2 separate regions of the Homo sapiens genome follow, and region 1 is linked to region 2. A link is an interaction called in ENCODE POLR2A ChIA-PET data of the cell type or tissue named here. Cell type or tissue: MCF 10A. All regions are shown on one strand. Each heading gives the region's core, and the rest is flanking DNA. Links, peaks and the distances in the headings are about the cores only.

Region 1 (2,920 bases), core at 330-2,829, 230 kb after region 2:
CCTCTAAACCTGATCTTATCCCTTGCAAAGCAAAAAAGAGAAGATTCTGGAGCAAATGTGTTTCCCTGGGAGGTCATTTGGCCTTTGAAATAGTCTCATGTTCTGAAACCAGGAAGCTCACCACCAATCCATGTAAAGCCCACGAGTGAACCTGGGTCTAGATTCTGCTTCTCTTGAGAAAAGAGCTCCCTTTCACACGCTTGATACGCTGTCCCCTGCCGAAGGGGCAGTGAGAGATCATTGAGCTGCCCTGGCTCCCTCCGTGTCTAAAGCATCCCAGCTGAATTCCACCCCGAGGAGCTCTAGGGACTGACTCGTGGCTTCCCTCAGTGTCCCATGCCTAAACCTCACCACCCTGACAGCCCAGCAGGCATCTCATGGGCCATTAGTTGTCTTTCCAGGAGGCTATTTCTGCCTGCTTGGTCTTCTGCAGGAACTGGCTTAATGTGCTCCCCCCAACACTTCACCTACTTAAAGACAGCAATCAGACCCACCTGACCAGCTTTCTTTTCCCTAATTCAACCAAACTAAGCCCTGAACCTTTCCTTCTAGGAATGATTTTCCAACTCCTGAATTATCTTTTCCATTATTTTTTGAAACTCACCAATTTCAATATTGAGGGACAATATATGGAGAAATTCAAATAAGAAAACAAAGGTATTAGCAATAAAGAGGTTTGGAAGGGCTGTGGGAGGATGCCCTCCTGGCTCCTGGTGGCAGCATGACTAGTGGGATTTAACCACAAATCAGGAGCTCCCTTGGGGATTTCATAGACCACAGGAAGCATTGTCAAACCAAGGCCTGGCATAATTACACTGCTTCTACAAGATGCAAGCAAAAGGTATTTAGATTTCCCCTCTTTGGTTTCTCCTCTACACAAACCTCAAATGCACCTATGCCAGGAAACTATAAAGGCAAATTACAATACTCCCTAGATGACAGGATATCCCATGAAACCTATTTTTTTAAAGTTTCTTGTTACTCTAAAATTCAAAATCTCTTTGCTGCATCATGATGTCAGAGAGGCGGTTTGACAACCAAGCAAATACAAAGAGAGCACATTTTCTTGTGAGCAAAGCAGATGGTGGGAAGTTTTCAGGGACCACGTGTAAAGCACCCAGCCCCAGGTGGCCGGGTCAGAACTGGATAAATACTTACAGCTGGTCCTGGGTAGCCAGGGTCTCCCTTCTGTCCAACTATCCCTGGAGGTCCCGAATTTCCCTAGAGGGAGCAGAACAAACATTGTTCAACTGTGTCAGAAAGTGGAGAATTTAAGGCTCCTATAGTTGGAAGGTACGGTAAAAGTGATCTAACCCAAGGGACTCCATCACCACGAAAAATCTCTCACTTTAAGGGAGCTAAAATGTCTCTTAAATTCAAGTTTAGGGACAAGCAACCTCAACAAAGCCAATGGGAGTCCCCCACCAACTATAGAGGTGTTGTATATTGTGTTCTCTGCCAGGCTAAGGTAAGACAGGTGCTTTCCCAAGAACCACTAATATGATTACTAAGGACTCCCAGGAGAATAGGTAACAGACAGTGAATTAGCTAATGCGTTCAGTGTAGATAATCATCCAATGTTTTAAAGCTCTTTGGGATATTAAATGATCTAGTTTGACTGTCTTCACTGATCAAATTAATAAGATAATTATGTTTCTTTTTAAACTACATTTCAGGCTGAAAATAACTGTTAGCAACCTTTACACAGATCTAGGCCACAATTTGCTAATTGAAGACTCTGCCATTTTAAGAGGGTGAGTAAACATCCATTGAAGAATAATCTGGCCAGGTGTGGTGTCTCATGCATGTAATCCCAGCACTTTGGGAGGCTGAGGTGGGAGGATCGCTTGATCCCAGGAGATGGAGGTTGCAGTGAGCCAAGATGGCACCACTGCACTCCGCCCAGATGACAGACTGAGACCTTGGCAACAGAGTGAGACCTTGTCACACACACACACACACAAAGAATAAAAAGAAAAGAGCTATCAGGGCTAAAAGTAGCTTAAGGAAGAGGAATCTCAGCACCAGTAGTCTGAGGAGCCCATGGCCTTGGCCTGGCTCGCTTGCAAGCCTAGAGGCTTCAGAAGCAGTTGCCATGCCTCATTCACTCCCATTGCCTGGCCGTCTGGGTGGGCATGGCCCAAAGTGACTGCACAGACTTCCCAGTCACCCATAATGAGATTCGAGACTGCAGGTGGGTGCTGTGCCTGGAGTGAGCTGGGCTGGCGACCCTGGAGGTGAGTTGGAGGAAGAGGAATACACCTACAGGAGGAGAGCCATGGACCACAGCCATGGTGGCACCCTGAGGACATTGGTCTGGGGCTCAGGATTCCCTTCCTTCCACCCTGTGCTATCCCTGGCCAGGGTGCAAGTGAAGGATAATTGTCAAAGCCTCAGCAGTTAATCACATTGAGACATACGTTCTCATTCCTCACCTGCAGCCAAGGCCCACGCAAACTTACCCTTCGGCCTCTGATGCCTTTGGGTCCTGTTGTTCCATTTAGCCCAGGTTCACCTGGGTTACCCTGGGAAGAAAGCCGAGAAGTGGCACAGTAAGCTTTGGAACAGAAGATCTCACTGAGGGTCCGTGGGGTAAGACATCCAGGAGACGTGTGGGTCACACTTTTCCCGGGCAGCCAAGTGGTTAGTTTTGATTCACTTTTCCAGTGGGTTACTACTATATTTGTGGTATTTGCAGATGGTCTTAATTTAATTAATCAGTAATGATACTATCATGTAGGTTATAGCATTTCACAGCTTACAGAGTACTTTGATTGCAGCATATTTTATTTAAATCTCATAAACACCAGGACAAGTACGTATTATGACCTCCACTTGACAGATGAGAGAGTATTTTAGGGAAGGAAGGGTCTTTCTCAGGGTAGCCCAGTTAACTGAGTGGCTGACCCAAGACTAATGC
Region 2 (2,920 bases), core at 89-2,588:
TTAGTTCAACATGTCATCAATACAAAAATATTAATGAGATATTTTACATTCTTTTCTTTATACTACATCTTTGAAATCCCATGTGTATTTTACATTTGTGGCACAGCCCAATTTGGACTTCCACATTCCAAGTGCTCAGTAGCCACACAACTTGTGCGTATCAGTTGGTGATGGTCTAGATGGTCTCAGATAGTGTGAGGATCCCATCAGTCAGATACCGTTGAAGCCAAGTTCAATAACCACTGATCAAGGCTGTTTTGAAGGAATGTTCAGGCACTGGTTATGTTAGGACAGTTACCAGGACTCCCCTCCCCTTAACCTGTCTCCACCTTTTATAGCAAAAGCAGGAAGAACAGAATTCCACCTGATAGCATCCATCCCCACTGCCCCCATCCATCCAAATGATAGCAGCAAGGGCAAATACACCTCCTGGAGAGATTAGCAGTTTTCCAGGAGTCTTCTAGCTTTTAGTGTGTCTGGGGGATTTTTACAACCCACAATTAAACTCTGCATTGAAAAGCAGGGGGAAGAAAGGCATCTATTGCCTCTTAGCTGAGCAGCCCATGAACTGGAGTAAGTACCTCCTTGTTAACAAATGCCATGCCTGGATTTCCTCTCACCTGAGAACCCTTGCTATCACTGCAGTTGGAGAAAGGTAAGGGTTTGCCGTTTTGCTAGAGTCAATAACTTTTGAGTAATCTGCATCATATTTGTGGTTGAGCAAAGTAGTAACTTTCCTCTGAATTTGTTGCTTCTCTAAGTAAAGGAAGCTTTCAAAATTAGTGGAAAAGATTGTGTAGTTTTATCCAAATATCTAAAGACAAGCTAAAACCAGGGTGGACATTTTATTCATGTAAATGATTGATGACATTCTCCTGGGTCAATTGAGATAGTGGGAAGCCAGGAGTCTTTGGACATCTTTTTAAGAAATGAGTGGACTTGAATGAGCATGTTGTGTGCACCCACCTGACCAGCATATGTGCATCCTGAATGTGAATCATGATTTTTTCTCCTGGGTGGAGCTGCAGGAAAAGATTTCATTCTAAATGAAAGAGGAACTGGACCATTTTTAACTTGTGAGTCACATGATGGGAGGAATTGCCAAAAACAGTTTTGATTGAATAATGTTCTCCTAATTGTGCACCTGCACCTGATCTCTAAGAAGAGCAATTCAGGACAAAGGGCAAAATGCCCAGTGCATAATAATGCATAAGGTAATAAGAACCTCTTCATGGCTATCCTGTGTCGGTTAAATAACATGGTTTGAAAACTGAATTAGGTTGTTTGTGAGGTTGGGCAGTGAATGAGGTCAATCGAGTAAGGTCCAAAAAATTCCAAATCCATTTGGGAGCCTTAAGCCTGTTGGATGTCTCCCCTTATAACCCTGATTTTTAGCAGACTGGTGAACAAGATTTTCAATGTATTTCTGTCATAAAATACAAAGAATGTAAATGGAAATATGGGAGTGTGGCCTCAACTGCCTTAACTTTGCCTGAGGCAATTTAATATGGACCAACTTCAAAAGATTAGGAAGCTTTAGTTTTCAACATTATCTTACATTGTCAACATTATCTTGGCTAAATGTTTTGATGCTGCGTCTGGTGTCTTTCATGTGACTGGAGCTGTGGATGTAGATGCAGGAATCTGTGCAGGGCAGCTTTTCTGTATTTCCACCCATCCCTTCCTCAAGATAGCAGAAGGGCTCTGACAAGGAAAACCAAACACATGGGGTTGATGCTGTGTTTGAAAACCCTCTTGAGTTGAGATGTGTAAAGCATGTGCTTAGCCAGAGCCAAACATCTGCTTGATTCTCACTCCTCGCTGTCACCCGGTGTCTTGTTGTTTACAATGTGCTGCCATAACTCACTTGGTGTGTAGGGTCATTCCTACCACTTCATTCCTTGAATGTCCGATCACCATCACTGCTGGCTGAAACGCAGTCCCTTCAAAGGCTTAAATAAGTCTTTTCTAAGGGCCGAAGAAGTGCTCTTGAGTTATTAGATATTTTTGAAAAAAAGGTTTTCTTCATGTTCTTGCTTTTTAAATAGTTTGTTTGGCCCTTGAGTCGTCAGTTCTTTTGTCATATGAGTGGAATGGATAAGTTTACTAAGACTTGGCAAGGAAGAAAATCTATGGGGAATTAGAGGCTGAATTCCTAATAATTAAGAACAATTTTTAACGTTTATTTTAAGTTGAGGGGTACATGTACAGGTTTGTTACATAGGTAGGCTTGTGTCATGTGGGTTTCTTATACAGATTATTTCATCACCCAGGTATTAAGCGCAGTACCCATTAGTTATTTTGTGAGGATGAAGAGAACAAAAATTATTTAAAAGACCCAGCCAAGGCGTTATTTTAGGGGCTTGTCACACACTTGTCACTCACCAGTTTAAATGATCAAATCCACATGTATGCTAAATTTAAGCAAAAATTAAAATATACAAAACCTAACAAAATTATCCTGGACATCGACTAAGAATAAAAGCCGGTCACCTGCAGTGTTGGCATAAGGGAATGGCTAGGGGGTGAGCAGTGCCATGGCCCCTCTGCTTGGAGAAGTGCAGTGGCTTTAGCTGCAAGCTCCAGCCCTGGTCCAGCCTGTTAATATCATCAGAGACCGTTAGGTTGGCCCTGCACATTCAAACCATGTGGCCCTGCCTTTGACTGCCGCATAGAATGTGAGAGCACCCAGCTCTCATCAGAAAATTAACCCCAAACACTCTGTATCCAGGTTTTATGAAAGGTTCAGTTGTGAAAAATATTCTCAAAGTGTGCTTCCTGGACCACAAGTTGGGCATCGCCTGGAAGCCCCAGTCCAGACACACTGAATCAAATCTGCATTTAACAAGACCCCAGTGATTCTTGAGCACCCTGATGCTTGGGGCAGCAGCTCTGAGGATTTACAGTCTCTCCATTTCAG

Evidence for each region. Peaks named below come from ENCODE experiments on the same cell type or tissue, not always from the same donor. Only the 100,000 strongest peaks of a DNase experiment are listed, where the experiment ranks them.
Region 1: POLR2A ChIA-PET joins it to region 2 with 5 read pairs; 2 of 35 experiments call an interaction of 5 or more read pairs at or near these places.

The regions. Positions count from the first base shown.
Region 1 is chr2:237,345,345-237,348,264 of GRCh38, forward strand. COL6A3 (collagen type VI alpha 3 chain) reads right to left here. Exons shown (of 44, transcript NM_004369.4): 31 at 2,463-2,525; 32 at 1,159-1,221. Among named protein-coding and RNA genes, the nearest start is that of COL6A3, 67 kb to the right of the region's middle. In MCF 10A, for the core only: no CTCF peak of the experiment used is centred there; no DNase peak of the experiment used is centred there.
Region 2 is chr2:237,117,177-237,120,096 of GRCh38, forward strand. No RefSeq gene overlaps it. Among named protein-coding and RNA genes, the nearest start is that of COPS8, 33 kb to the left of the region's middle. In MCF 10A, for the core only: no CTCF peak of the experiment used is centred there; a DNase peak (open chromatin) is centred at 1,045.